Regions from separate parts of the Mus musculus genome. Here regions 1, 2, 4 and 5 are each linked to region 3. A link is a loop called in an ENCODE intact Hi-C map of the cell type or tissue named here. Cell type or tissue: left cerebral cortex. All regions are shown on one strand. Links, peaks and the distances in the headings refer to the core of each region. The heading gives the core; the rest is flanking DNA. Region 1 overlaps Abcb4 (ATP-binding cassette, sub-family B (MDR/TAP), member 4). Region 2 overlaps Rundc3b (RUN domain containing 3B). Region 3 has its middle 7.7 kb from the start of Gm40264. Region 4 has its middle 19 kb from the start of Abcb4. Region 5 overlaps Abcb1b (ATP-binding cassette, sub-family B (MDR/TAP), member 1B).

Evidence for each region. A loop is a pair of places that touch in the nucleus more often than their neighbours do. Peaks named below come from ENCODE experiments on the same cell type or tissue, not always from the same donor. Only the 100,000 strongest peaks of a DNase experiment are listed, where the experiment ranks them.
Region 1: it touches region 3 in a loop (2.0-fold over the local background); 16 of 42 quality-filtered maps call a loop at or near these places.
Region 2: it touches region 3 in a loop (3-fold over the local background); 7 of 42 quality-filtered maps call a loop at or near these places.
Region 4: a loop joins it to region 3, with 2.3 times the contacts of the local background. A loop is called at or near these places in 7 of 42 quality-filtered maps.
Region 5: a loop joins it to region 3, with 2.5 times the contacts of the local background. A loop is called at or near these places in 7 of 42 quality-filtered maps.

What each region holds. Positions count from the first base shown.
Region 1 is chr5:8,938,432-8,944,576 of GRCm38, reverse strand. Abcb4 (ATP-binding cassette, sub-family B (MDR/TAP), member 4) reads right to left here. Exons shown (of 28, transcript NM_008830.2): 19 at 5,921-5,998; 20 at 4,660-4,743; 21 at 3,463-3,666. It overlaps Gm31388 (a long non-coding RNA gene), which reads left to right. Exons shown (of 3, transcript XR_001784769.2): 1 at 1-2,045; 2 at 5,301-5,433. Among named protein-coding and RNA genes, the nearest start is that of Gm31388, 4.2 kb to the left of the region's middle. In left cerebral cortex, for the core only: a CTCF peak has its summit at 3,090 (motif pointing left); DNase peaks (open chromatin) are centred at 534 and 3,122.
Region 2 is chr5:8,486,319-8,492,463 of GRCm38, reverse strand. It overlaps Rundc3b (RUN domain containing 3B), which reads left to right. Exons shown (of 11, transcript NM_001347311.1): 11 at 1-2,128. The coding sequence ends at 20. Among named protein-coding and RNA genes, the nearest start is that of Slc25a40, 67 kb to the right of the region's middle. In left cerebral cortex, for the core only: a CTCF peak has its summit at 2,595 (motif pointing left); DNase peaks (open chromatin) are centred at 1,261 and 2,579.
Region 3 is chr5:9,039,362-9,045,506 of GRCm38, reverse strand. No RefSeq gene overlaps it. Among named protein-coding and RNA genes, the nearest start is that of Gm40264, 7.7 kb to the right of the region's middle. In left cerebral cortex, for the core only: no CTCF peak of the experiment used is centred there; DNase peaks (open chromatin) are centred at 2,331 and 2,584; H3K27ac peaks cover 200 bases.
Region 4 is chr5:8,871,410-8,877,554 of GRCm38, reverse strand. No RefSeq gene overlaps it. Among named protein-coding and RNA genes, the nearest start is that of Abcb4, 19 kb to the left of the region's middle. In left cerebral cortex, for the core only: no CTCF peak of the experiment used is centred there; no DNase peak of the experiment used is centred there.
Region 5 is chr5:8,864,805-8,870,949 of GRCm38, reverse strand. Abcb1b (ATP-binding cassette, sub-family B (MDR/TAP), member 1B) reads right to left here. Exons shown (of 28, transcript NM_011075.2): 28 at 4,636-5,200. The coding sequence ends at 5,000. Among named protein-coding and RNA genes, the nearest start is that of Abcb4, 26 kb to the left of the region's middle. In left cerebral cortex, for the core only: a CTCF peak has its summit at 2,712 (motif pointing left); a DNase peak (open chromatin) is centred at 2,720.

The sequences.
Region 1 (6,145 bases), core at 499-5,498, 100 kb after region 3:
AGACAGAGGCATGGACTAAGAGACAGAGGCATATGTACAGAGAGACTCAGAGACAATACAGCCTGTGGGTCTAAGAGGCAGTGAGCTTATTATTGTCTTCTCTTGAAATACATTCTTTTTGTCAAACCACTTTAACCCAAGCCAGTCAGAAGTTTTGCTGTTTTGTTTTTAATTCTTATAGCCAAACCACCCTTAGTGTATTGACTGTGATTAGCTATTGAGTTTAAATCACATCAACACTAGGGTTATCAGATGTTAAATTTTGTGTTTTCGTTTCATCAGCTTCAACACTTGTAGCCTTCAGTTGTAAGTAGGTGAAAGATATTTTTTACATTAGGCTAAAAAACTCTATCTTTAAAATAGTAATAATAATCTAACAGATAGTAGAAGCAGCCAAAATGTTGCCACATTGAAGGGCACAGTTTCCTTTAGCCTGAGGACAACCCTGTAGGGTAGTATTACTCCTGTTTTTACAGAATGAGGAAGTAAGGTGCAGAGGGGGTTCCCCACTAGCCTAAAGACTCAGAATTAACTCGGAGCATGAGGACTGCCAGGCAACCTGATGCCAAGTCTGCTCTTAGCCAGTTGCACTGACTGCTCTGTCTATTTTGAGATTTTGCACATGGAGAAACCAGTTACAAACAAGTTTACCATTAACCCTTGATTTTCTGGCCATGGACTAACTTTGTGGTCTAGTTCTGACAGGCGCCTGAGCTCAGTAAACGGGATCTACTCAAGATGGTCATGATATAAATTTGTTATTTGGATCACAAAGGATGGCCTGATGGAACTAATTAGTAGGCTGTGCATATATTAGTGTTATATTTAGAGGATTGTATTACATGTATAATATGATTTATAACTATAATCTTATTTTGCCATCTTCCTCCTACTACCTAGCACCAATTGCTCATATTAAAAAGTCCTCCTTGAAACATTGAAATGAGACTATCCCAATTCCTGATATACTTTATTCACTAATAAAAAATTGTACCCAAGTAAAATACCGTATCTTTTTGAGCAAGTAGTGGAGAGGAGCTCACCCAGGTCTCTGCTCCCTTCTCTGAGTCCAGTTTCACTATGCTGCTCCACAGGGTAGAACTAATGTGTACCCCACTAGTCTTAAACTAGCATGGATACTCCCTCATCTGCCTTCCAAGGACCTTCAAAGGATTATAAGCTACCTACCACACAAGAAACTAACCCTGATTCTACCCATGAACCAACAGTTGGTTTAGAAAACAAAATTGAACCATGATTGGATTGTTGGGGATTAAAATATTTGTACTATCTCACAAACCTAACATTAGGTTGCATCGTAAGCCGTTCAGCCACCGATCCCCACGATGGCAGCTTTAGGAAGTTTATGAAGGAACCTGGACAGCATCAGGAATAGCACCTCATTTCACCAAGACCAAAAAGGCCACTAGAACTAAGAGATTTCTCTCCAGCATCAAATGGTATGAGCAGAAGGACAGGATTGAGAACTGAACATTTTTGTATGTTTAAAACACTCCTCAATTCTTACAACTATACTTCTGTCAAATTTTGATAATTCTCATTGCTACCAAAATATAACTCTCTCAGTAGAGCCATGGTCACTATGTTGGGTCAATTCAAGATATTTTTTTTTTGTGTGTAATTTGCTGAATGAAAATTTATCTTCATTATGATCATGTTCTCTTGAGGAATGAAGAAGGACTACTACAAGATGGTGGAAGACAGAACTTTTTTTTTTAAGGGGGATTTGTTTGTTTGCCTGTTTGGTTGGTTTTGTTGTTGATGCTGTTGTTTTTTAGTCTGTGGCATACAGTGTGAAGAAAATGGTATCCTTCGGTACCTAAAAACAGTACATAAGAAACAGCTCAGCACCTGGGAACAAGAATGAAGTCCAGGACCCACAACACACAGGTTTCCAGAGAACTCTGATTCCAGGGCAAGGCCATGCCTGCAGAAGTGACAAGTGTCTGGGGGACACTGACCCCATGGAATGGCAGCCATGACCACTGATGGGAGGAAGTGGCAGATCTCAGTGAACAGAATTGGTTAAGTGGAAACATGTATCACTGCAATCCTAGTCTCCGTTATGTTTTTGTTTATTTTATGATAGTGTATTGCTATGTAACCCAGAATGGCTTTGAAGGAACGGCAATCCTCATGCCTCTAACTCTTGAGTAATGGGTGTATAAGCATGTGCCATAGATAGGTAGACAGTCACTCAGTACCAAAGCCTGTCTCTTCATAAAGTAGAGACCCTGTCTTTCCCACTATACATAGTTATGAAAGTGTTTGCAGTGATGCTTGTGAGAGAATTTTAAGACTGGTGCTGTAGAAACTATCAGTTTATACTAACCATGTGCTTTACTTCCTAAGTTTTCATTAAAGGATGATGTATGCTTTACCATCTGAATGTGTGTGCCTTGCAGATCACATGTTTATATGTAGATTTAGACATAGATGCGTAATGAGAGACTAGGATTGTGCTTTGGCTTGGACTTACTTCCTGTCCACATGTCTACATTTGCAAAAGTGAAGGGTCTGGTTCAGCAGGTCAGAGACTGCCATATCCAGGGATCCACCTCATAATCAGCATTCAAACGCTGACACCATTGCATACACTAGCAAGATTTTGCTGAAAGGACCCAGATATAGCTGTCTCTTGTGAGACTATGCCGGGGCCTAGCAAACACAGAAGTGGATGCTCACAGTCAGCTAATGGATGGATCACAAGGCTCCCAATGGAGGAGCTAGAGAAAGTAGCCAAGGAGCTAAAAGGATCTGCAACCCTATAGGTGGAACAACATTATGAACTAACCAGTACCCCGGAGCTCTTGACTCTAGCTGCATATGTAGCAAAAGATGGCCTAGTCAGCCATCACTGGAAAGAGAGGCCCATTGGACACGCAAACTTTATATGCCCCAGTACAGGGGAACGCCAGGGCCAAAAAGGGGGAGTGGGTGGGTAGGGGAGTGGGGGTGGGTGGGTATGGGGGACTTTGGTATAGCATTGGAAATGTAAATGAGCTAAATACCTAATAAAAAATGGAAAAAAAAAAAAAGAACTACAAAATAGGGAATTACTGCCACCTGGTGGGGCTAACTTTAACAATAAAAAAATTCATATCAGGATGGGGGACAGGTACAAGGAATCTTCTTGTAGATAATTCATTTCTATACTCTGCCTTACACTTGTAAAAACAGAGACATTTATTGTATCAATGATGCCAGGATATGATGTCAAGATGAAATACATTCAGGCAGTTTGAAAGAGATTTATAACAAGTTCTGTCTGGAAGCTAGAAATGTCACAAGAACTATCCCAGTCTCAGTTCCAGGCATTATCAATACTGTAGAACATTTCTGCACAGCCCATATATTATCAGCTGTAGTGTGTAACATGACAAAGCAAGCCAGGTGTGTGTACAAGCAGCCCTTCTGTTAGCTGATGCCCACTTAGCTCACCTTTCCAGCAGCTTCCATTTCCTTTTTATCTCTCTTGGCATTGCCAGCCAACATTTTCATTTCAACAATTCCTGCTACAGCAATGAATGGAACAACCGATAACAGCAGAAGTGTCAGTTGCCAACCGTAAATAAATGATATAATAATACCGGTTCCAAGGTTGGCTGTGTTCTGTGCAATTAAAGCCAACCTGGTTCCCGTGGCCTGCAAGAGAAACAGAATAAGGCAGCTGAGTCACTCCTAAAGCCATGTGTTCCAGGCTTAGGGCCCTACTCAGAATGTGAAGAGCTTCACCTGCTCAATGAACCCACAGCTTGTGCCTAACCCACAAGGCTGGACAGGCTCTGTTCTCATCCTTCCAGCCCATGGAGTCACCTACTGTACAGATAAGCTGTGAGGACATGAACCTTTCAAAAGGGGAGTCTAACCACAACCCCAATAATTTAAATAACCACTTGTTTCAATTGTTCAGACAGAAATTTACACTCTCCTTGAAACCAAGTTACCAAGTATTCACTTCCTACAAGACTGTCAACCACCAAACGCTACAGTTGAATTAGTTGTTGTGCAGTTCAAAAAATCAGGACCATTGTCATAGACATTGCTGTCAACTCTCTGGTGTGTCTCTTCCCTTCTCTTCTCCTGTGAGATCAGTGAACCACACAGGGTGGGGACCTAAGCTGGCCAGAGAACAGCCTTCTCTTGAGATAGCTATTGGCTCAGGCTTGAGTGTGATTTATGAGCTGTTACAACAAGAGTTATGGAAAGGGCTTTCATTTGATGGATGAGGTACAGATTTGTGTCCTTTTCAGAGGAGAAATGAAGAAGCTTTTAGTTCTAGTTGCTAACTAGGAGATGAGCCCCACAGAGCCAACATGGAGGAGGCAATGCACCAGACAGACAGAAGGAACCTGGGCCTCTGATGCCTGTACCGAGCCAGCTCATTAGTCTACTTGAAGTCTAAACTTCCCATTGCGGTTCAAGTCCGCTTCAGCTGGATGGGATGTTCCTGGTTTTCCAATTAAAAATATCTTTGCAAAACTGTTTTTAGGGCCTTGTGCACTCCAGGCAAGCTCTCCACCACTGAGCTATCCACTCTGCCCCCACCCCCAACCCCAGCTGAAAGCATCTCAGTAGATGGAGCAATGCCATGCTTCCTTTCTTAAGGAAAAGACTAGCAGAGCGCAGTCTTCTTACTCCTTGGACTTGCGCAGCATCTGTGGCGAGTCTTGTAGAAAGTGCTCCAGTACTGTTTTTATGATCATCAAACCAGCTCATGTCCTGTGGGATAAAACACACCTTTAAATTAACGCACAGTTAAAACCAACAAAAACAAAGCACTCTCGAAGTACTTCAGTGAAGAGAGATATCTAAACTGACTGTGGGTATTGGAATTCAGGGGAGACCTTCTATACAGAGTGGGGGTCCAGACACAACCCTGAGCACCCGACTGCAGACACACAAGGCCACATGTCCTAACTATTCCCCATAAGAGAAAGGGGTCCTAGTCAGAGGGAAGGAATGGGTTCATCTGCCAAGTCCACCCAAGGCTGGGCTCCGGTGGGTGCACTATCTACCAAATTGTCACAGATAGCCCTTGTTACAACTTGTACTGTGGACACCTCTACTCCCTAGGATGCCATTCTCACTAAGAGACAAGTCTTTTTTTTTTTTTTAATAAACTGTAAACAAGGGAATTAAATGTTGAATTCTTGCTATGCTTTTATTTTGTCTGCATAAGGATTTTTAAAGTGTGTCTTCTTGGTTTGATACTAATTATAAGTATTTATTGGCAGTATTTTTTACTTGCATTTAAAGTTATTTCTCCCACATAGCAGGAGTTTGGAAGGTCTCCCAAAGAATTCATCAATTCAGACATGCTCAAACTGCGATGCCTGCCGTGTGCCCAGTGTGAACAGGGACAATGCCAATTCAAGTCTACTGGCTCTCTTCATGATCTGTTCTTTAAAGGTGGGACACATGTTTTCACTTTCCCATACAACCTACCCCAGAATAGGAACTTACATAATATGTACAATTTCAATAAATGAACTGGTGAATAAAAGTGAAAACAGGCACAAGGCAAAACATAAGTCAATTTCTAGCTTTTGGGAAAACCTAGTTGGAAGGTCGACTGTGACAGATAAACATGGACACTATCAACCATCTTCTCCAAAGACTGGCCATTGTCTGCAGAATCCAAAGATCAGACACAAATACTGTAAATGACTGTACACATGGAGACAGATAGTTGCAGAATAAGCCAAAGAGCTCTTGAAATGTCTGCTCCCAGGAAAACCTTGAGAAGTCATGGGCTATTTCAGAACCCCAGTAACTTGTAGGGCCCTAGTCGTTCTTTGCGTGGAAGTCTTGGAGGGGAAATATGAGCATTGGCTTGCCAACAGCAGCAGGCAGAGTCCTAAATCTAAACACTAGGTATCATCTGCAATGCACTCACCTGCCTTAGCATCGCTTTAAAGGCCATGGACCGGAGCCTTGTGGTGAGGATCTCTCCAGCTTTCCCAAACGTGAAGCCCTAGGGGAGACAAAAAGTCTCAGGACCCCTTTGCTTCTCATTAGTGTCCTGACACAACTACAGACACTCACATTTATTTTACTATTCAGCCAATAAAAGTTAACTTGAAATGTAGGTGCTGCTGAGTCATTGTGAGGTTTGGAACTG
Region 2 (6,145 bases), core at 678-5,677, 550 kb after region 3:
CAGGCCTGACTCCATCCTGAAAGACTACGTAAAAACCCAAAGTTTCTGCATTGTAAATATCCTGTTTACATAAGTTTGGCTGCTGGGAGATTTTGAAATTTTATATTCTGGTACATGCGTAACATTTTGTTGTTTGGAGATTTTAGTCCAGCCCATGTAAATTTCTGAGGGAAAAGCATAGTAGTCCCCTATTTTTCTTTTTAAAATATTACATTTGTCACTGAGGATGTTTAAAGTTGATTAGGCTTTAAAAATCTTTCAAAGAGTGTCTGAATTCATTATAAATTGTACATAGTTGTTATTCAGCTGAATTTTTATATTTGTTTAAATGCGTCTTGGTGTCCAGAGACCAGGTCCAGGTTTTACTCCAGAGACTTAAGCTTAGCAGTTTCTTTCGCTCCTTTATTTGGTGGTTAAATTTGCACAAAAGGCAACTAATTCCATGAAGTACTTCCTGCACTCTGATGTCTGTGTACCATGCTGTAAGGGGAAGTCTCCAGCCACAACTACACAGTGGCTCGTTAAGCTTTCCTTTTACCAGTTGGTACCAACTTTTAGCATTTCATAAAGTTTGTAGAATTGTGCCTTTTTAGGCGGTTGCTGACTTAATTTGTCAGGTATGGAGGAAAAGCATCTTTTCCCAGGTATGCCTAAGACATTGGAAACATTTCAAACTTCAGAACTAATGTTGGCAAGGGGTTACTAACCTCAGAAGTTTCCAGTTTAATGAATGACTTGATAATGATTTTTAAAGAGCTGCAGAGTAACCAGGATGTCTGACTGTGGATATACATTGGAGCTACAATGCTATTTTCCCTGTGTGCAACAATGACTTACATACTGGGTGTTTCATAGCCATTACCACTATGCCATGATTTCTCATTTTTCAAATTGATCTTAGTGTTTAAAAAAAAACAAAACTATACTTCTGTAGGAAAACAGGTTTTTTAAAAAGAGCTGTGTTTCAATTTTTTTTTTTACAATTTTTAAAACAGCTACATGTGTCCCTAAAAATTCCACCCTATTGAAAATAAACACGTATGAAGTGTGTATTCTATAGTGAGTCCTAGGAGGAAAACAAGTGTGCCAAAGACATTTCCTATACTGTTTCATGAAGGGGCCACAGTGCTCACTCTTGTCTGTTGATTTTTATATTTAAACTTAGCAGCTGTGACAAGTAGGAAGTGCATCCCTCCTAAAGCTTCCTGGGGAGTGCTGAACTCACAGGTTCACTCCTTCTATCCAAAGTGTAGGGGTGGGAGGTTCTGGGAAGTGCTTGGAGCGCAGTCTCATGGTGTGGAATCAATCAATAGTAACATGACCAGTGTCACATGTGAGGCAGTGCAGACACTAATCTCTGGGGCAAAGGAGGCCTGCAAGCTCATGACAGACATTGCATCGGGTGACTCAGAACAAACTGAGCAATTTCTTCCTGAGGCTGATGCATTAAAACAGAGCACCTCCATCTTCTCTGATCTGTGTGCACCATATTAAGTGTACAGTGGCCAAAGCCACGTTTAAGTAGTGTCAGGAATAGCAAATAAAGACAGCAGGCCTGCAGCAGGCTGCATGAGGACTTAGATGGTCATGAGAACATTGGGAATTTAGGCTGGCCGTGGGCGCACCTCTACTTTCCTAAGAAAGTCAAAGTGTTTACTGCTTTATCACCACGGCCTGCTCTCACCTGTCATTTATGATTTTTCAGATATAAAACCTTGGTAAGATCTTTTCATACATTTTTATAAAGTAGAAGGGAATACAAGATTCCCCAGTTGGTACACTTTTTCAGATCTGTCCGATAGAAGCACTAGTTTGTGACATATCCCTGCTGCGAACTGCGGACTGAGACATGACACCTGAGGATCATGGCTTTCCCTCCATTATTGGAGCTCTTGATATAAAGTTCATCTGCTACTGTGGAACCCAAGTTTCTGCAGTTGGTTTCGAGCTACAGGCAGTTTGTAACGCTTGCATGAGTGAACAGTGTCTCAGTCTTTAATTTTCAGTGGTACTGTTTATTTTTCAGAACTCCACAAAGAATGCTGGCTATGTCTATCTTTCCATCTGTATTTTGTTGCCTCGATGTACTATATTTGTTGCATGTATATTAAAGATTTTTTTAACCATACAGTACTGGTCTTTTTCCTTGACAAATATAGTTACCTGGTTCAAGTGTTTACTGAACTTCCATTTCAGCACATAGAATAAATATTGAGGACTAATTAAATCCAACACACTAATGGATATGATTGGAGAAAACCCTTCTGTTGAGATTGAATATTATACATACTTTTAAAATATTCCTTATATAGCACATGACATTTTGAGAGTTACTGACTACATATAGGACAATGGTCCCAAGTAACTGAGAGAAGTTGAAAAATTCCTATCCCTTAGTGACATCACAACTCTCTAATATAAAACTGACAGAAATTCTGATATATTCTGAATTTCTTATAATTCAAGAACCAAAGAGTAGAGGGAAAGATAAAGTCCAGTCAACTCGTAGTTTACAGGCAAAACCCGGACACGGTTATAGTCATGGCCTGGAAATATGTTAACATGTTGCCATCATGTGGCCATATGATGTAATTAAAATTTGTAGTAAAGAATATAAGGCACTGAGTATAAAACAGATGTCTCCTATATTCCTTTATTCATTTTTTTGAACCTCTCCAGGAGCACCAGGACTGATGTATAACGGACTTGGGGATTCTTTCCAAAGAGTCCTTCTCATCACAGTATGTATCAGTCTACATATCTATATACATGATATGTAGCGAACAGTGTATTTCCTGGCTTCCCCCACTGTGTGTTGTAACATAGATACAGGCACGGCAGAGAGTAGCTGATTTTTTTTTTTTTTATTAAACTCAGCCTAAACTGTGTATAAGCCCTTTTCCTGTTAACAAGGCAGTGGCCCTCAGAGTCTGGTGACATGTTTCAGCAATCTGGCAAAGTGTTCTATCTGCAGTAAGAATTGCAAATCAAATTATGTTTTCACATTCAATTTGCAAGTGTTTTCTGCAGATTTTTTTGATTTATGTTCATTAAGGAGACTGGACTATAGTTTCCTTTTTTATTATGTCTTCATGCAGTTTTGGTATCAGGTTGATTATGGTTTCATAAAATGAGTTTAGTAGTGCTCTTTGTTCTTTCTGACAAGATAAAGGCAACCAGAGACAATAAAACATTTAAATATATTAGATCTACCCCAAATGAAAAAATTCTTATTGTGGAAGCTGTATTCTGTAGCCATGAACCCCACAGTACACCCTTTTGTTCTTATTGTGGAAGCTATATTGTGTAGCTGAGTATCCCACAGTACACCCTTTTGTTCTTATTGTGGAAGCTGTATTGTGTAGCTGTGTACCCCACAGTACACCCTTTTGTTCTTATTGTGGAAGCTGTATTGTGTAGCTGTATACCCCACAGTACACCCTTTTGTTCTTATTGTGGAAGCTGTATTGTGTAGCTGTGTATCCCACAGTACACCCTTTTGTTCTTATTGTGGAAGCTGTATTGTGCAGCTGTGTATCCCACAGTACACCCTTTTGTCTCAGCAGCTTTACTTGCAAATGCTTTCTGCAGTGCATCTATTGGTCTGGTTCCAGAACTCTGGCTTCTGTTATACTATCAATACTGGAGCCTCCCTGGGACTCCTCTGGGATATCCTGTCACTGCCCTGTGTCATGGAGATCCTGTAGTTTTGGATTGCAGGACTGGCCCTTTCGCACTCTTCGACAGTTCATAGATGGGGTAGATGTTGGGGAGGGTCAATGTTAAAGTCCTGGATTTGGGCCTGGCTTGTAGCTGAGCTGGTCAGTACACCAGCTCCCCCATACTGAAACCACCATGGGAGAGCTCTCTGGCAGAACACTGACTAGCCCACCCAATGCTGCAGCCAGCAAGAGGCAGAGCCAGCTCTTCTACTCTCATGCCCTCGTGCCGATTCATCCCAACCCAGCAGGGCCAGCTCTGCTGTCCAGTTGAGGTGTGGGCTGCTCTCCCAAGTACTACACCCAGCAAGGGGCTGTGCCAACTCTCTTGTTCTCATGCTTTGGGACTGGCTTACATGTGACCCCTTGCAACCAAGGACAGCTCTACTGTGCTGACCAGGAGGGCCTGCTGAGTACTGCTCGGAGACAGCTCTCCTGCTCTCATGACCTTGGGGGCCAGCTCTCCCATCTTCCATAGGTGGTGAGGTGGGGGAGGGCATCTCTCCCTTGCCACAGCACCACACATTAGACAAGTGGCCAGGCCAGCTCTCCCACACTTACACCCCAGGACCAGCTCACTCACAACCCCCCAGCAACCAGGGCCAGCTTTGCTCTGCTCCCTGGGTGAGATGTGGGGCCCCTTCTCCTGAGTACTGCAGTTGGAGACTATGGACATCCGCCTGGCCTTTGGTGGGAATAGACCCCTGCTGTTGCAGGTCCATGAACTTAGACATGGCCCTGGCTGGCAGCATGGGCCAGGACCCCACCATAACCCCAGGTGGCATCACCAGCCACCCTCATCAGGCTGTTCTTCACACTCTCAGCAGTTCTACCTCCCTTCACTGTACAAACATCCCTCTCCCTCTCTGTCTCTCCACCACTACTTGCTCATCATCATAATGATGCCTGGGGCCTCTGTGTTTCTGGTGTCATCTCAGGAGTGTTATGTCCCACCCATTCACTGGACATGGATTGCCTAAGGCATGGACTACCCAGCCAGGCCTGCATGACACTGGCTGGGGGGTCTTCTCTGGTGTGGTCTGTCTGACTGGGTAGCATGGTACCTGACTGGCTCAACTTGCTTTTTATAGGTGTTCTGCATCTTGGTGTCCAGAGACAGGGTCCAGATTTTATTCCTGAGTCTTAGGCCTAGTGTTTTCTTTCACTGCGTTATTCAGTGCTTAAAGTTTCACAAAAGACAACTAACTAATGTCATTAAGTATTTTCTAAGTTCTGATGTCTTTGTAGTGTATTTGTACAAGACAAAGCTGAATTTGCCTGCTTTTTTTTTAATCCAGATGTTTTTATTACTGCATCAGCTCTATTAATTCTTATCTGTTTATCTCATTTGGATTAATTTTTGTAGGTCATATACATCTAAACATTCATCCATTTATTTTAGATCTTTCCAATTTAACAGAATATATTTTTAAGATCACTCCTAGTAATTCTTTTGAATTTCATTTGTATCTATCATAATGGCTCTCTTTTTCTCTAGTTTTATTATTCTGGGTCTGAAAATACTTTGGCAAATTTAGTCTTACTTAATTGATCAAATGACCTTGTAATTTTTATAATTTTTCATTTCTATTTCATCTATTTCTGCCCTGTTTTAATTATTTCTTTCAAACTGATTTTGAGTTTGGTCTTTCTGGTTTTTCCAGGTCCCTCAGGTTTGTCATTAAGATTTTGTTGTTGTGTTTTTATTTTCTTTTATTTCTGTAAATTGCTGATCTCTTTTTTTGATCTCTGCATTGACTGACCAATCTATCATTCAGTGGTGTTGTTCAGTCTCCCTGAGTTTGTGACTATTCTGTAGTTCCTCTTGCTATTAATCTGCAGTTCTAGTCAATTGTGGTCAGATAAAATACAGGAGCTTTTCCAGTTTCCCTCTATTTGTTAAGAGTGTGTACTCTGTCCTAATATATTATCTATTTTAGATAAAGTTGCGTGGGCTACTGAAAAAAATATGAACTCTTGAGTGTTCAAGTAGAATATTAAATAGATGTCTCTTAAATCTATGATATATGATCTCATTTAATTTATATGTTCTGTTTACCTTTTGCCTGCATGATCTATCAATTAATTAGAATGGGCTATCACAATCTCCCACCATTATGCTGCTGACTATACCATTGCTGGTGTCTTGTTTTATGACATCAGAGGCACCCACACTTGCTATGTAGATGTTTAGAATTGTAATGTCTTCTTGGTGGATTGTTCACTTAGTCATTACAAAGTGGCCTTCTTTATCTCTTCCAACTAGTTTTGGTTTCAAGTCTATTTTATCAGATATGAAAACTCCTTTATTCCTAGATCTATTTGCCTGGAATCCATTCTCTACTCTGTCCTCTAAAGTATTATCTGCTTTATCTGTCTTTTATGATCAAGTAAGGTTCATGAACACACACAAGGATGAGGCCTGT
Region 3 (6,145 bases), core at 604-5,603:
TGAAGGGAGAAAGTGGAAGAGAGAAGCGTTGTAGTTAAAGTACAATCTCAAAATTAAACAACAACAAAAGCTCTGTCCATTTTCCTTATCCCATCCCTGGCAAGCCTGGTGACAACTGTCCCCTTTATAAGTGGGATTCCTCACTTTCTGCCTGGAGGGTATTGAGGCTCCAACCTAGGTCCTCTCACACATGCTAGGCAAACCCTCGACTGAAAAGTTCTAACCCAAGCCCTCCTCCTCTTTTGGAGACAGGGTCCCACTAAGTTGCCCAGAATGTCCTCCAACTCACTCTGCAGCCCAGGCAATCCTGGAGTTTGCAATCCTTTCACCTTGGCTCCCAAGTAGCTTGGAATACAGATCTGTACTACCAAGCCTTTTTGGGTCCAAATAATCTTTGAAGCACAACCAGAATTTCAGGTTCTGAGTCAGGCTCTTCAGCTGTTAATTAGCAGCGATCTAGATTGCCACTGCCTTAATTAGTACTGTGTGTTTTGCTGTACAGAATATCCTTTCTACTCGAACACCTGCCAGTAATTATCCACATCTCATTTCACAGGACCCCAAATGTAAACAAATGCATATGTTTCTCAATTCCACTGAACAACCAATTGGTGCTTCAAAGATTATTCCCTGGGAAGGGACCTCTCCCCACTCCCAGCTTAACTCAGTTGTCTGTAGTTCTTTGTGTAGGGTTGAGGTCTCTTGGGAAATTACCTTTAATGTTTACTGCTACAGTTTAGATGTAAAGTGTTTTTTTTTATGTATAAGTGTTTTAAAATATTAATTCTATAATTCAAACACTAATCTTGTTTCTGAAAACCAAGATGTTTCTGCTAACCAACTGGATCTCAGAAGCAAGTTGGCAGCTTTTTCCCACCCGAGATAACACTTGAAATGATCACATACAAACACAAATGTACACGAATATATACATAAATAAAGCCCGCAACATTACAGGAAAATACAGAATAGTTATGTTAGTAAAACGAAAGCTTTGGAGAAATTATGAAGAAGGAGTTGGAATGAGGGAACAGCAAGTTAATATTAAAACCATCTATTGATAGAGTTTGCTTCCTGTTGCTCTGATCAGCACCATAAGCAGAAGCAACTTGTAAAGCAAAGGGTGCCTGGGCAGGAACCTGGGGGTAGCAACATGTCTTGGTGGCTCCACCTCCATGACTTCATCAGCTTGCTTTCTTATAACACCCACGACCACTTGCCCAGGGGTGGGAATGCCCACAGTGGGCTGGGTCCCTTCCATTCAATTAGCAATTAAAAAAAAAAAAGCCCACTGACATGCCCATTGGCTAGTTCGATAGAGGCAGTTCCTCAATTGAGATTCCCAGATAGGTCTAGGCCTGCGTCATGTTGGTAAAACCTAACCAGCACACCTATAATTCAGTATGAAGGAGTTTAACTCTGAGGCCACAGGGGTCAGGCAGGATCCAGGAGCTATGCAGTTTCAACCAGGTTTCTTTGTGTAGGCACAGCTGACTCAGGGAAAGTAGGTGTTACTGTCCCAGGTTTGAGTCACCAGCCTAGGAGAACCGTGTACCCCTTTGTTTGCATCATGCACTGTACTGGAAGTTCACCTCCTGGTGTCACCTACCCAGGCTCTTCTAGGAAGGATCCCAGCATACCCACCAATCCCCCCACCCATAGAAAAGAAACACTGTGGCCTCTTGAGACATTGTTACCATTTTTCAGGGTAGACCACTGCACAGATGTCCCTGGAGACCTTGTCAAACTCGATTTGACTCAGCGGTTCTGACGCCTTGCCTGAGGCTTGTACCCAGCTCTGAGGCACCAATTCACTGACTCCTGCCGCATACTGTCGACAGCAAAGGCCTGGAGACTAGCATGTTTCAAAGCAGCTTAAAATTAAAAACAAGTATGCATAAATTTAAAAACTAGAAAAGATATAAACCCTTAACCCTCTCCACTGCTTTAGTACTATAATTTGATCAAATTGTGGGCAAATATTGGTAATTTCTTTGAACATCACCCCTTACCTTCCAGACTTCCCTTCCGAAGGCTCACCTGACAAAATGTTTCTAATTTGGTATTGGTTTTTCACTCTTAATACAACATTTGTAATTAGTTTCCAATTTGTTCTGGAGTTAGGCTGGGTCCTCCGGAAGTTTGTAACCTGTCAGAACACATCATTCCTCTTGTGTATTGAGTGAAGTAAAAAAAAAAAAAAGCAAGCCGCCATAGCCCTGTAGAACTCGTGCAAAGCAAATTGGACTTACTTGGCTCCCTGAGTAGAAACCCAAACAATAAGGCCCTATTCATCCACCCTGGACGCCACTGGAGAAACAAAACCAAGCAGGGGTGGGTGCTCTGGAAACTAGAGGACAGTTTCAAGTCCTAGCACAAGTGATTAATTAGAAAAGAAAGAAAGGGGGAAAAATAGGCAGTTTAGAAAAAATAAATAGTTTTTTTAGAAAAAATAGGATGGTTTCTGCTCAAATAAGCCTTTTAAGATGCATGTGGCAACAAGCACAGGCAGAGGAGCTTGTTTGAATTCCTGCCCTTCTTTGCACTGTTAACACTGGAGTAGCTGCACAGAGCAGCAGAAACTGCCTCTGGGTGTCCCTTTGTGTCCGCGGGCACAGCAGACGTGATGATGGAGCAGCAGATGTGACAATGGAGTGGAGGAGCCGGAGCTTGGGAGACAACCAAATGAGACGGGAATATGGGCACGTTACTCCATTTCCCATGCTATACAATAAAGAATGCCTTCTTCTACTAGGGCTATTATTGAGAGGATTATGAGAAAGAATATATATAAAAGATTCAGTCATATAGGGATGGCATAGCAATTCTTTGGTTTGGTCTTCACACTGTTGTACCCTGCTGGATATATTTCATTGCCCACTAGTCACCTATGGCAGTCTTGAGGACCATTGTATAGCTATTTCCTCTGACTTGAAACATTTTCTCTTGGAGGGAGGAGGGAAGGCATCTAAAAACCAGGAAGCAAATAAAGCTTTGAGGTTCTAGGAGTTCTGAAAGTTGTGCGACTCACAAGGCCCCACTCCAAGGGTAGCCGAGCAGTGAGTAGTTGGTATGGGAGAAGTGACTCAGCAGTAGAGCTCCCTGCAAGCTGGGCAAGGAGGTCTAGGGCTGCAGCTTTTGTGAGGTGTCACCCGTGCTGATGTGGACCTTTTGGTCATGCAACTGCCTTTGAGTCAGCCATGTCCATGTCAATAGTCCATCACACAACTTTATTCCCCAGCTAGACACCGCTGAAAGGGAACCTCTTGTCTAGAAGTGTGTATAAAGATGGCCTGCTGGGCACTGAGAGGTAGAGGGTACCTCAGTGATAATACAGCCATAATCAGATGTTTTGAAGACAATTGACAAAAGGCCTCAATCAGATTGGCCTGGGGTCAGATCCATGAGAGATTGTCTGAAGTGATGATTGCTGAGGGAGTTCTCTGTCCACTGTGGGTGGCACCATCCCCATGTAGATGGGCCTAGACTGTCTCTGAAACTGTTAGTAGCTGAATATGAACCTGAGAGCAAACCGGTGAGTGAGCAGTTTTCTTCCTGACTCCTGCCTCTGCTTGTGCTGCAGTTCCTGCCCTGACTTCCCTCAGCGGTGGGTCTATGACTTGGAAGTCCAAGCCAAATAAACCCTTCCCTCACCCCCACAAGTGACGTTTGCTCAGGGTTCGTCACAGTAACAGAGAACAAAGGAGAAGCCTGCTTTTTTATTTTTATTTTTTGAAACAGGTTGACATCACATATCTTCCTGATTGAAGGAACATAATTCACCAAGCTGTCAAAGCTAATTCTTATGAATTCTGCTTGATCCCTAGCCCTTGATGGCGGCTTGGGTAAGTAATGGTAGACATCTTTGCCCATTTTATTATGAACTGACTGACTTTTTAAAAGTTACTTGTTCTGGTTAATAACTAATAAAGAGATATCAAGTTATAACCACCCTTTGCATTTAGGCTCAGTATCGTTGCCACAGAAATAGCAACTCAGATTCACTAGTTTAGAAGATGTGGCCTTTCAAAGAGACAGTTAAGTTAACGTTGGTCTCAAAAAGAATGGCTTCAGAAGAAAACCAAAGTTGCAGGCACCTTGTCCTGGTCTTGCAGCCTTCAGATTGCTTTGTGGCTAATCATGGCTCTCTGTGATGTTTGTTACGGTGGATTTAGGGGCACTAATGTGTACAGTGGGGTTTGTATCTCAATTACTTGGAGGTAATTACAATATTTATAATGTCAAAGTACATATATATTCTTTCAGTGACCTTCCATGTAAGATTGTTTTCTCTCTCTCTCTCCTCTCTCTCCCTCTCTCTCTCTCCCTGTCTCTCTCTCCCTCTCTCTCCCTCTCTCTCCTCTCTCTCTCTCCCTCTTTCTCTCCTCTCTCTCTCTCTCTCCCTCTCTTTCTCCTCTCTCTCCCTCTCCTCTCTCTCCCTCTCTCTCTCTCCTCTCTCTCCCTCTCCCTCCCTCCCTCTCTCTCTCTCTCTCTCTCTCTCTCTCTCTCTCTCTCAGCAAGAGATTAGGAGAATGGTCACTATTGCTCTTGTATTTCAAAAAGCTCCCCCCTGGACTTTGGACATCTGAACTCGGGCATGGCAGTGTGCATTGGAACTAACTAAGTCTAAGTAAATTTGGATTTTGTAGAATAATTTGCCATAAGTAAATAGAGTGAATGAGACATCAACTGAGGTGGGGAGGAATTCTCATGTGACCTAAGCCAAGCCAAGCATACCTCTGTGGATTTCCAAGGCGAGAGCTGTAAGGACAAGAATAGCACATTACTTTCAAACCATGATAGAAGGAAGAATGCACGGGTGCTGTATTTTAAGAAGGCAGAAAGACAAGAACCATCAGAAATCTCTATAAGGGATACAACTTAACCTCAGGCACACGTGCACTCCACGTGTGTGAAAGGTTTGATGTTTCCGTGGGGACTGAACTGTCAGGTGGAATGCAACAAGCTCACCCATGGATAAGAACCAGGTTAGAATGCACAGATGCAAATGCTGAAAAAGTCGGGGATGGAGATGGCTCTGCCACTGTGGTGACACTCAGTTATGCAGCCTCAGCCATATTAAAGTCAGGCACAGACAGATGCTAAAGGGACAGCATCAGGAAAGCCTTTCAGAAGGTCACTTCAGGAACGACAACCAAACTGACAGCTGTGAGCTCTAGTGTGCCCATGGAAACAGTCATCACCAGCCTTATTAAACTCTGAAGAACAAAGTGCTAGGAAAACCAGGGCAGCGACACGAGCCTCCCTTGCTCAGGGATAAGTTTGAGCACAGCAGCCCACATTCCCACTGTGGGGTCTTTGTTCCGGGTTCAGAGAGAGCAGAGCTGGCCCTTCTCACTAGTCTCTCTGTGACTTGCCTGAGGGCTGCCGTAAGGACGGAGTCAATGTGTTCTCTTCTCTCTCTCTTCCGAGGCTAGGAAAAGGCTTTGCTCAGAACATCAGATGGTAGAAAACCTGTAGCAGCCTAGGGCAAGGTTGTGCTTGAAGCCACAGCAGACCACTTCTGGGTTGGGAAGCAAAGTCAAGGAGAGAATTGCTTTGGAAAGTGGTGCATTCAGGAAGTGAATTCGGAGGAGGAATGACAGGGTATGTCTTCACTCTCAGCATTTGGGAGGTGGAGGCAGGAGAATCAGTGGCTGGAGTTCCAGGCCAGCCTTGGCTACGTGAAACTCTGTCTCCTCCCCTTTCTCCTCCTCCTCATCACGAAGGAACAACAAAAAAGCAAATTAGTTTCTTTGTATTCTGAGGACTTGAGAAAGGCACACACATGGTCAGGACAAGATTCATGTTAGGCGCAGAATTCAAAGCTTCACTTCAACAACTTCCCAAGACTCAGCCCAGTGAGTACTACATGAATATTTCAACACTTGGCTCAGTGTGGAAGATGAATACCAGTACAGAGCCCATTGAGAAAACCTAGCACAGGATCTCCCACTATCCTTCTCTTCTGTCTCCTCTTCCTTCCCTCCCTTCCTTTCTAGGCAAGCAAAGAAAATTTTGTCCTCCACTCTACACAAAGAACTTCAGGCAACTAAGGAATACTGAGACTGAAAGAAATAGTCTTCTACAGGGAAGAGCATATCAGTTGGTTATGCAAGACCTGATAGCCAGTTCTGAAGCATAC
Region 4 (6,145 bases), core at 641-5,640, 170 kb after region 3:
GATTCAAAGTTAAGGTTTGCTTTCTTAATTTTACTGAGCATCTCCACCATTTGGCCTGTCTCTCCAGGCTGTGACTCTGTTCAGAAGTCTGGGCTCCCTGACACTAAATGTTTTAGCCTAATGTGGTTGAATATTGCAGATACTGGGATTTTTCAGACACGCAGGAAGTATCATCCACAGCTTGGTTGAAACTGGTACTTTCTCAAAACAACATGGAAAAATCCATGGGTGAGTTCTGCCTGAGTCATCTGTTTAAACTATAAAGAGTGGAAGTAATGGGTCATTGCCCGTGCTGACCAAGATTTTTTCCCAGTCATGCTTACATTGAACCTGTGCCTAACAAAAATGTGATCCAACCCCCAGACATCAGGGGTTGTCTCTACAATTCATGTAATATATATATTATAAGGACATTTCTGAAGCTAGTACACATTGCAGTCTAATCATATTCCCCCTAAACCCCCACTTGTCCCCCTCCCCCACTCCTCTCAGACTCTCCCTTCCTCTAAACAGGATGTTTTGCATATCACATAGGTAAGGAGTTACAATGAGTTCTTCCAGGAATGCAAATATTTTCATACTCAAACTCTGAACAAGGATGCCACCACTGTAAAGTGGCCTAAATATAGCAATAGAATAGTCCTAAGACAGACAATTGTTATTCTTTTCCAAGCTCCCAACTAAAGAGGAGGAGGAGGAGTTGTGTTCCCTCCAACTTCCTTGTCCCCCTCCTCCCCTGCCCACCCCTCCACTGTCATCTGACAAATATGACCTTAGTTCTCCATGAAGCTTTCTTGTTTATTACCTGTTTAGTATGCTATGATTTTTTTATAAGTAGTTTTAGATTTATAAAGCAAAATTGAATTCAAAGCACAAAGCTTTCCTATAAACTCTCTTGAAAGTTGTCTTCTGATCTCCACACTGGTGCTGTGGCATGCTTACCTCCCACGAGAAAATTAATAACAATAAATGATAATAATATACAAATTTTTAAAACTTCCCCACCAGAAAGGAATATTTGTTACAACTGGTGAACAGATATGGATGCACCCTAACCATCTTAAGTCTATATTTTACATTACGTTTTCAGTAAGGATTTTTTTTGGCTTAAGTTTTATTGCATTTTTTATTAGGTATTTTTTTCATGTACATTTCCAATGCTATCCCAAAAGTCCCCCACACACTCCCCCACCCACTCCCCTACCCACCCACTCCCACTTCTTGGCCCTGGCGTTCCCCTATACTGAGGCATATAAAGTTGACACAACCAATGGGCCTCTCTTTCCACTGATGGCTGACTAGGCCACCTTCTGATACATATGCAGCTAGAGACACAAGCTCCGGGGGGTACTGGTTAGTTCATATTCTTGATCCACCTATAGGGTTGCAGATCCCCCCAGCTCCCTGGGTACTTTCTCTAGCTCCTCCATTGGGGACCCTGTGATCCATCCAATAGCTAACTGTGAGCATCCACTTATATGTTTGCTAGGCCCCGGCATAGTCTCACAAGAGACAGCTATATCAGGGTCCTTTCAGCAAAATCTTGCTAGTGTATGCAATGGTGTCAGCGTTTGGAGGCTGATTATGGGATGGATCCCCGAATATGGCAGTCTCTAGATGGTCCATCCTTTTGTCTCAGCTCCAATCTTTGTCTCTGTAACTCCTTCCATGGGTGTTTTGTTCCCAGTTCTAAGAAGGGGCAAAGTGTCCACACTTTGGTCTTCATTCTTCTTGAGTTTCATGAGTTTCACAAATTGTATCTTATATCTTGGGTATTCTAAGTATCTGGGCTAATATCCACTTATCAGTGAGTACATATCATGTGAGTTCTTTTGTGATTGGGTTACCTCACTCAGGATGATGCCCTCCAGGTCCATCCATTTGGCTAGGAATTTCATAAATTCATTCTTTTTAATAGCTGAGTAGTACTCCATTGTGTAAATGTACCACATTTTCTTTATCCATTCCTCTGTTGAGGGACATCTGGGTTCTTTCCAGCTTCTGGCTATTATAAATAAGGCTGCTATGAACATAGTGGAGCATGTGTCCTTCTTACCGTGTGGGGCATCTTCTGGATATATGACCAGGAGAGTATTGTGGGATCCTCCGGTAGTACTATGTCCAATTTTCTGAGGAACCGCCAGACTGATTTCCAGAGTGGTTGTACAAGCCTGCAATCCCACCAACAATGGAGGAGTGTTCCTCTTTCTCCACATCCACGCCAGCATCTGCTGTCACGTGAATTTTTGATCTTAGCCATTCTGACTGGTGTGAGATGGAATCTCAGGGTTGTTTTGATTTGCATTTCCCTGATGATTAGTGATGCTGAACATTTTTTCAGATGCTTCTCAGCCATTCCGTATTCCTCAGGTGAGAATTCTTTGTTAAGCTCTGCACCCCATTTTTTAATGAGGTTATTTGATTTTTTGGAGTCCACCTTCTTGAGTTCTTTATATATATTGGATATTAGTCCCCTATCTGATTTAGGGTAGGTAAAGATCCTTTCCCAATCTGTTGGTGGCCTTTTTGTCTTATTGACAGTGTCTTTTGCCTTACAGAAGCTTTGCAATTTTATGAGGTCCCATTTATCGATTCTTGATCTTACAGCACAAGCCATTGCTGTTCTATTCAGGAATTTTTCCCCTGTACCCATATCTTCGAGGCTTTTCCCTACTTTCTTCTCTATAAGTTTCAGTGTCTCTGGTTTTATGTGGAGTTCCTTAATCCACTTAGATTTGACTTTAGTACAAGGAGATAGGAATGGATCAATTCGGATTTTTCTACATGATAACCGCCAGTTGTGCCAGCACCATTTGTTGAAAATGCTGCCTTTATTGCATTATGATGAGAAAAGATACATACTTTCAATTTATCTGAATTTGTTAACATTTAAAAACATGTCTTGAGTAAATAAACTTACATCACATTCTTTTTTCCCTTTTGTACCCCAACTCCTCCCAGAGACACCCCCTTCAAAACCTACAATACCTTTCATTTTTATCATATTCTTTACAATTTATAAAATATTTTAACAATAAAGATGAGTATTTTAAAAGTTGTTTGATATAAAACAACAATCAATTGAACAGTCTTATGTAGATGCTTGTCTACAGCAGTACTGAAAATACATATGTTTTTCTCAATATAAATTTTAAATAACTCCAATTATATTAACAGTATATTTCAAAATAATATATCACTATTAGTTTTTTTAATGAACATAAATAGATAGTCTTTTTGTTTGTTTGTTTGTTTTGTTTTTAGTAGAGCTTGGTTACCTGGGAAGCTTCACAACCCTCCAAGCACGCCCAGATGTGATGTCTCTTCTCGGCATTCTCCTTCTCCCCACAGGCTTGCATCATGACACCAACGCACCACTATGTCTTGAGATGAGAGCTCCTTCTCTTTTAGGGTGCGCCCAACTTGCACTCTAGAAGGCAGCTAAAATAATTGCTAAGTCAATCAATACCAAATAATATCTTGCTTTCATCCAAGACAACAGTATTTATGAAGATCAAGAAAACTGTGGACTAAAAGGCAGTTGACGTTTATTTTTGCTGTGTTCTATGTAATGGATCATCACCCTAAGTGCTTTTATTGTATTTAGTACCTAAGCAATTCAGTAAAGCAACTGGTGAAAGAAATCATTATTATTATCATTATTATTATAAATAGGGCCCTTGAGAAATAAGTAACTTGTCTACAAGCCAAAAATCTGATGTTCTAAACAGAAACTTGGGCTTCTCTGACTGTAGAGCCTAGGTCTCCTCTGCCACCAAGCAGCAATCAATGAGAGGGAAATATTGAAATCTGGCTGCTCACAGAGAAAGAGGAAAGCTCTCAGGTTTCAACTCAAAGGTCACTTGTGCTCCACACTGGCTCTTTTGAAAGAGTCTGGGCAAAAACATTTCATCATTTATCTTTGTCCCTGAGCAGAGGTTTCTCTTTGCTATCCTAATTTCTCCAAGGACAGAGAGAGGTCTTTCACCTTAGTGTTTGACATTCCAAGTGGGACATAGTAATGCCACTGTGGAAGTGTCCCAAGACAATCATTTGGCTAATTGCCTTTTCTCCTCCCAGAAAAGCATGCCATTTTGTTTCATTCAACAAATATTTGTACCGAGGACTTTTGGTGTGTACAGCATTGGTCGAACTATCAGGCACAATGCATGACATCCACCTGCCAGGATCCTATAGTCTTTTGATGACCAGGAACATTGAGTTATATGGCACGCAGAACCTTATTGATTCTGGTTACTCAATGGCTTGAAATGCTTAGTGTTTCTGATCACTTGTCATTCTACAGACTGACTGGGCTCAGTTCTTGTCTCAGAAACCTGTGGGCAGACACCAACTGAGGCTGCAGCTTCCTGAGTACGTGACAGGCCTGTCCACGTGGCTGGCATGTGATGCTGGCTGAGTACCAAGGACTTTGTAGGATCAAGTCACATAGCCACTTCACAGGACTTTGGTTTCTTCCCATAGGAAGGGGCTCTGGTTTGGAGAGCAGGGATCATCATCACAGTTTGGGATCTTGCCTTCAGTTGAAAATAACTCTAGTTGCCATATTGTCGCAGGGTGAAGATGGTCCCTGTTCATGTGTCAGGGCATCTCATGCCATATACCTTGCTCAGCACACTCTAGCCATGGTTCAAGGTCTTGATCTTCAAATGCTCCTTCAAGTGCTCCTCACATTCTCCTTCTTCGTTCTTTCCATTCCCACCCCTTCTAACTTGTTTTTGAGGAGCCGTCTTTCTGTGTCTCTGTGTCTTTCTGTCTCTGTTTACCTGTCGGCCTGCCTGTCTCTGTGTGTCTGTGTGTCTGTCTGTCTGTGTGTGTCTCTGTGTGTGTTGTCTGTCTGTCTGTCTCCCCCCTCCCCCACTCTCTCCTGTGTGTGTTGTCTGTCTGTCTGTCTGTCTCCCCTTCCCCCTCTCCTGTTTGTGTGTGTGTGTGTGTGTGTGTGTGTGTGTGTGTGTGTGTGTGTAGGAAGAATTTTAATGCTTTAGGTAAGAATACTGTTGCTCTGTCTTGCATTAATTTCCAGAAAACCTGACACAAGGTCAGAGAGAAAGAGGACCAGAGTTTGGTACTTACTGCCCCTTGCTGTCTGTCCAGGGTTGCCAAGCTCAGCAGCACAGTGCTGTAAAGTGATCCTCCCTTTCAAAGGTCTGCAAACCTGGAGCACCAGGGTTCTGAGCTGAGTAAGCAAAACTGGATTTGTCATAAAAGGACTTGTTATGGGATCTGAAGACAAATGGCTGTGTTGTATATCAGAACAGGTTGAAGCACAACTTGGCTGGAATTCCGAAGCTGATTGATGCTGGTGAGTCAAATAGAGGGCCATCATTGTTCATAGCTGTGCACCACTGGATAATTTTTGAGATGGAACAAGAGAAATCAAGCCCAGGCTAGAAAAAGAATATGCTCACTAGATGGTACACACTGTAGCCACCTGTATTTAGTGAGTATCCTGAGGACCTATATCAGTCAGGGTTCTTTAGACAAACAAAACTTATAGACTGAATCCGAATATGTATACAGAAAAATGGGTTTATTGGAGTGGCTTACAGGCCATGGTCTAGCTAGTCCAACACTGGCTTTCTCCCAATAGAAAGTCCAAGAATCCAGTAGTTGTTCAGTCAACAAGGCTGGATGTCTCAGCTGGTGTTCACTATACTCTGGAGTCCTGAAGAAGCAACCCCTAATATCAGTGAAGCAAGAGCAAGGGCAAGCAGGCAAAGAGCAGAAGGTTTTTTCCTTCCTTGTCTTCTTATATAGGCTACCATGAGATGTGGCCCAGATTTAGAGAATGTCTTCCCACTTTGAGTTTTCCAAATTTAAGGTAAGCCTTTCTACCTCATGATCCAATTAGCTAAAAATCTCCTATAAGTGTGCCTAGTGACTTGACTTTTTAGTTAATTCCAAAATGTAGTTGACAACCAAGGACAGCTGTCACGGGAAAATGCCTTGAGTACCTGTGTCCATGTAAACAAGTTCTTTCTCTGGAGAACCTTAGCTCTGTTAGTCACAGCAACATCTCAACAAATCTTTATCTCTCCTCCTTCATGCCCAACTACTCTAATATATATGATATATAATATAAAATACATGATATATTATATTATATATGATACCATATATGACA
Region 5 (6,145 bases), core at 602-5,601, 170 kb after region 3:
TTCACCACTGAGGGGCATCCACAGCCCCAACATGCCCCACTTAATGCTGCTTCGGTTTATAAGTTTTGGGTTGTTGTGTGCCTTTCCCTATTGGAAATTGGTTGAATAATTTTAAAATATGTTTTTCATTCCATAGAGCATTGTGAGGTCTCTCTCCACACATACTTTCTATGGTTTCCTTTGTTGATTTCCAGTTGTGTTTCATTGTGGTCAGAAAAGATTACTGTTCTTATTTCATTAAAGTATATTGAGATTTTTTTTTTTTTGCTGCATGATATAAAAAATACCCTGGAAAATGTTCCACATGCTGATGAATTTTATTCTGCAGCTGTTTGAGGGGCAGTTCCGTGAGCACCTTGCAGATTCTTCTGGTCTAGAGGACAGCTAACTCCAAAGTTTCTTGGCCATTTTTTCTTTTTGGTTTGATTTGATGTGGCCAGTAAAATAGGGTGTTGAAGCCTATTTTATTATTATTATTTATTAGATCTCCTCTGTCTTTATAAATCTAACAATGTTTGCCTTATATTGTTGCACTAGGTGAACATAATTTTAAGTTGTCAAATCTCATCAGTTGGCCCCTAGAGTGTTGCCTGGTGAGCCTCCTTGTCCCTTGTGGTTCTGTCATTATGTCTGGTTTGTACAAATGTGCCTAGCCCTGGGTGCTCTTGGTGATTATGTGTATAGATAGATGTCTTGGTACAACCTTTCATTTTCAGCCTCTATTTTTTTACATTTATTCATTTTACACATGAAGTAACTTTCTTGTATGGAACACTTCTTTTTTTTTCTTTGTTGAGCTGGTTTGTGTCTTTTACTTCTAGCAATTTAATTCATTACATTCACAGTTTCGAATGACATAAAAAATTTACTCCTATGCCGGGGCCTAGCAACACAGAAGTGGATGCTCACAGTCAGCTATTGGATGGATCACAGGGCTCCCAATGGAGGAGCTAGAGAAAGTACCCAAGGAGCTAAAGGGATCTGCAACCCTATAGGTGGAACAACATTATGAACTAACCAGTACCCTGGAGCTCTTGACTCTAGCTGCATATGTATCAAAAGATGGCCTAGTCGGCCATCACTGCAAAGAGAGGCCCATTGGACACGCAAACTTTATATGCCCCAGTACAGGGTAATGCCAGGGCCAAAAAAAAATGGGAATGAGTGGGTAGGGAAGTGGGGGGGAGGGTATGGGGGACTTTTGGGATAGCATTGGAAATGTAATTGAGGAAAATATGTAATAAAAAAATGGAAAAAAAAAGATATGATGGGCAATACAGACCATCATGGAAATAAAAGTAAAAAAAAAAAAAATTCTATAATGTGTAAGATAGTCCCTTAGGTGATGTGGGGAATAAAAAGGTAACGTAAGACAATTCTGCACTCATGTAGCATGCACTTTAATGGATAAAATATAGAAACAAACGACCGATGTGCAGCAGAGGTTTAGAAAAGTGAAACAAGAGAGCCAAGGCAGGGGTCTTTGAAAAATCCCTTGAAAAGCAGAGATTGTCCCCGAATAAAACTGAAGTAGGAGGACGAGATAGAAACACAGGACATCTGGGGTCTGCAGAGGGGTGAAGAGCTCACATTGCTCTGGCAGAGTCCCTGGGTTCGATTCCCAGCACTCACTTCAGAAGGCTGGCCTCCTCCTGGAATGCCATATTCAGGGGATTCAACCCCTTCCATGGGCACTGCACTGCATCCACACTCACAGACAGACACACACTCATCATGTCACTAAACATAGAAGTAAGCTTTGAAAAAAAATACAGGACAAGCCCTGCTTTAATTTTATTTTCAAGTAAACAATAAATATTTTAGTGTGAATAAAAAAAAATTTACTCCTGTTTAGTAAATTCTGTGGGCTGTGTAATATATGAGACAATAAAAAAGTACTTGTCATTTTGTTGATTTAAATATATATATTATGAAGCTGTGTTCCCAAATATATATATTTCCTCTCTCTTCCTCTCTCACTGAGACAGGATCCCACTATGTAGCCCCTGGTGGTCAGGACCTCATGATCCTCTGGCCTCAGTCTTTTGAGAGCTAGAGTTTTAGACTTATGCTATCTTCCCTGGTGTAAGTAGCTTTCAGGCATTCTTCCTGGTGTATCTTGTAAGGCACTACTGGAGGTGATGGACTGTCTACATTGGCTTGTCTTAGGTTTTTATTTTTATTCAATATCCTCTTGGCTTACAATGATTCTGCTAAGAATCTGCTGCTAATCTAATACACTAGGTGACAGCTGACAGTTGACTAATAAACCGTGGGCTGCACTGCTTCATGTCACGTCTACTTGGGGTCCTCTCGTGCTCCTGGATGTGTAGCCAAGAGGAGAGAGTTTCAGTTACTGTTGTATCTGGCTGTCCTCCTTTCTTTCCCCTTTAGGTTCTGTAAAAGGCAGGAATGCACTCCTTAGAAAGAGTGGGCTCAGCAGAACAGCAATGGCTTTGATCCTCTCAGACTCACACCTCCCCCCTTCACCCTACCCCTTCCTTTGTCTCTCTCAGGGCAGACAAACTTCCAGGAGAGGATGTGCTTTTCTTAGAAGCCCATTTTACCCAGAATTCAATCTGTTATAAATCGACATATAAGATTTATAGGGATTTAAGCATTCCTAAAGTTGAAAAGAATTCACTGGGGTTAGAGGTGTTAGTCTGAGCATGCTCCCCTGATGGGGAAATCCTGAAGCTGGCCAGCACTGCCACCTACTGCTCTTTGTCTTGTTTTGTCAACTGTCCCCAAGTATCCCTTAATCTTGTTCTGGGAGTCCTGAGCTGTTGGTGGCCACCACTTATGTTTCATGTCCTGTTTGGGAGCTTGTTGGTGCTAATGTGACTAACCTGGAGAAATCACAATGTAGACTCCTGGAAGCTTTCTGAGCTGGGCTTCAGACCTGTCCCTTCTGACCTTGAGGACTTTGCTAGGCACTCTCTTCCCTGATGTGGGGTCTCAGCTGGAGAACAGGGGCCACACTGTGGGCGTGCTTTCTCCTACTCCCTGAGCTTCCATCCTAGGGCTCTGGGTTGTGCAGGTTCCTGGCTCTCCCTTACTGCCACCTTCATTCTGACCAGTACCACTGTCCCCCAAACACAGCTATTCATTTGCTGCTCGGCTTCTCTGTGGAGATGAGGCGAGTTCTCGGTACTCATTTGGCTATCTGGCCTGGTGTCCAGTTTAGTTTTGTAAAAGATTACACACTATTCCAGTTGGTGATCGCAAAGAAAATATAATGCTTTTTATCTAATTTTAAAGAAGTCTGTTATGTTAAGATGAACAGATTTTGCTTCTTTAAGGCAAGGTCTTATTGTATCCTGGACTGACATGACACTTGCTTTGCAGCCTGGATGGCCTCAAACTCAAGATCCTCCTGCCTCAGCTCCTGGAGTCCTAGAATTACAGGTATGTACAGCAATGCTCAACTTTAAACTATTAAGCTAACATTAAAGCTGTACAATTTTTAATATTATAGCTAATGCTTCAACAGCATCCTTTTATGTCTCTCAACTAAATTTCAAGAGTTGGAATATATGCCATATTGAAGCATATACTTACTTAAAATACGTATGTTGTTAATATTTAAGCAAAAACTATTACAGTAAAGATACCCTCTATGAATTGGGATGTTACTAAGCAAGTCAGCCTTTGTTTTGTTCTGTTTTGTTTTGCTTTGTTTTGTTTTGTTTTTCATGACAGGGTTTCTCTGTGTAGCTCTGGCTATCCCAGGACTTGCTCTGTAAACCAGACTTAACTTACACATTTTTTTTTGCTATTGGAATTGTGCACATTTTTTGGTCATGCATTTCTTGTTGGGAACAACTTGATCATATCATTTGCTCGTAGGCTTCTTTCCATGAGCATGTTATGTACTGCAGATACCGCTTACCCGAATAAATGTGACCCAGGAGCTTGTGCTCGCACCTCACATGTACCGGGTCACACAAGCTCGTACCTCACATGTACCAGGTCACACAAGCTCGTACCTCACATGTACCAGGTCACACAAGCTCGTACCTCACATGTACCGGGTCACACCAGCTCGTACCTCACATGTACCGGGTCACACAAGCTCGTACCTCACATGTACCGGGTCACACAAGCTCGTACCTCACATGTACGGTCAGGGTTAAGCTTTTTGAGATGCTCTCTTGTTTGTATCTCCCTGGATTGAAAATAATGACATATTTTAAACATCTCTAGTCAGGAAGGTCAGCTTTGGAAGAGGCCAATTACTAGAAACAATGTTATCACAGAGTAATTAAACTTAAAAGGTTATAAAAGTATTGGAATTGTTGGAGAGCTCTTTCGTAGAGCAATAAAATGTGAGGTGCAATTAATTGTGCAATGTATACTTCCTAACCGTACCACATTCCACTTCCCACAGTCTGTGCGCAGGGTTTGAGAGCAGCCAGTAAGGCGATGGAAAGCTCAGTGGACAAGTCTGAGAGGCAGCTAGGGAGGTGGCTTTGTGAGGCTCCAGGTGAAAAGGCATCCCGGGTGGAAATTACTTAAATTACTTAACCATCCCACAAAGAATAGAGAGGCTCTTAAAATCCACTTTTCTGAAGGCTGAAATTTACATCACCCTATTTGGAAGAGTAGATAAATTCATATACATAACAGATGGCTCCAATTATATGAAAATTTAATTTTTATAGGCAATTTAAGAAATAGTGCTTTTTACAATCTTTATAATCATTTAAGAAAGTAGGGTAGAAATTAAAAACTGAAACAAAATTATACATTTTATTTTAAAAAACTATATGTTCTCTTATGAATCACGTAATGCAATTAAAAACATGGCCCTGTTTAACTATGGCTTGTTTGTTTGTTTGTTTGTTTGTTTCCGATTTTGGTTCATTTAATTACAAAGTCTCGGAAGGCTTCTCATCTTGATGGAGTTACCTTTAACAGCCCTTGCCTTTTAACTTTGGTTTGGTGCCATGTTTAAACACCAATATTAAAAATACTTAGCACCTCAGATAGTCACAGCTCATGAGCGCTTTGCTCCAGCCTGGACCATTGAGAAGTAGATGCCCTTCTGCGCCAGCAGCTGCTGGTGGGTGCCGTGCTCCTTGACTTTGCCGTTCTCAATCACCACGATCAAGTCCGCGTTCTGGATGGTGGACAGGCGGTGAGCGATCACAATGCAGGTGCGGCCTTCCCTGGCTTTGTCCAGCGCTTCCTGGACAACCTGTTTCACAATTGCACCAAAGAATTAATGATAAAAACAGGCCTCTTCCTATAATTCCCCCTCCATAACCAGACCTGGGATTTATCTACTATGTCCTCTTCAATTGTGTTGTTAAAACTACACAAATTCTATCTCATGGAAGCCAGAATGCCTGATGCCAAGAGAACAGAGGGCAGCACATGCTGGCCCTGGGGAGGAGAAAGAGCCCTCGGGCAGCTGGCGGGAATGAGAACTGAACATCAACTATGGAAATCAGTGTGGAAGATCCTCCAAACAAAGACAGAATCATAATCGGCTGTACCTGTGCCTGGGTATGTAACTAGACTCCAAGCCACAATACCATGGATATCAGCATATCTGAGCATATACATTATCTGTCACAGCTACCATATAAAAACAGGCTAGATGCCCCTGAACAGATGAATGAATAAAGATAGTGTGGAACACATACACAATGATGCTTTATTTTGCCATAGGGAGAAGTAAATGGTGCCATTTGAAGGAAAGTGGAGTTGGAGAGACCATGTTAAAAGAGATGAACCAGACCCAGGGAGACCAATGCCGCGTGGATTCCCGTATGCAGAATTTCCATTTAAAGGGATATATGATATAAACATAGAAGGGAGACTCGGTGGTACTTGTAAGGGTTCACAGGGAGAAGAGGAGAAGAGCAGAGGACACGGAGGTGTAAGAAAGACAAAATACTGTGTTTTCTTTCTAGGCGTAACAGTAACTGCATGCTTTACATTAATAACACATATATTTTTAGTGCGAAAATAGAAAGGGAGCCATTCTGTGGGATGATGGATGGAGAAAGGAAATCAGGAAGTAAATATGAGGAAAATAAATGATAAAAACATAAAGTATAACAAAGTCAATTATTTTGTACAATAAAAAATTAACAAACTGTAAAAAACAAAACAAAAAACTGAACTACAACATGAA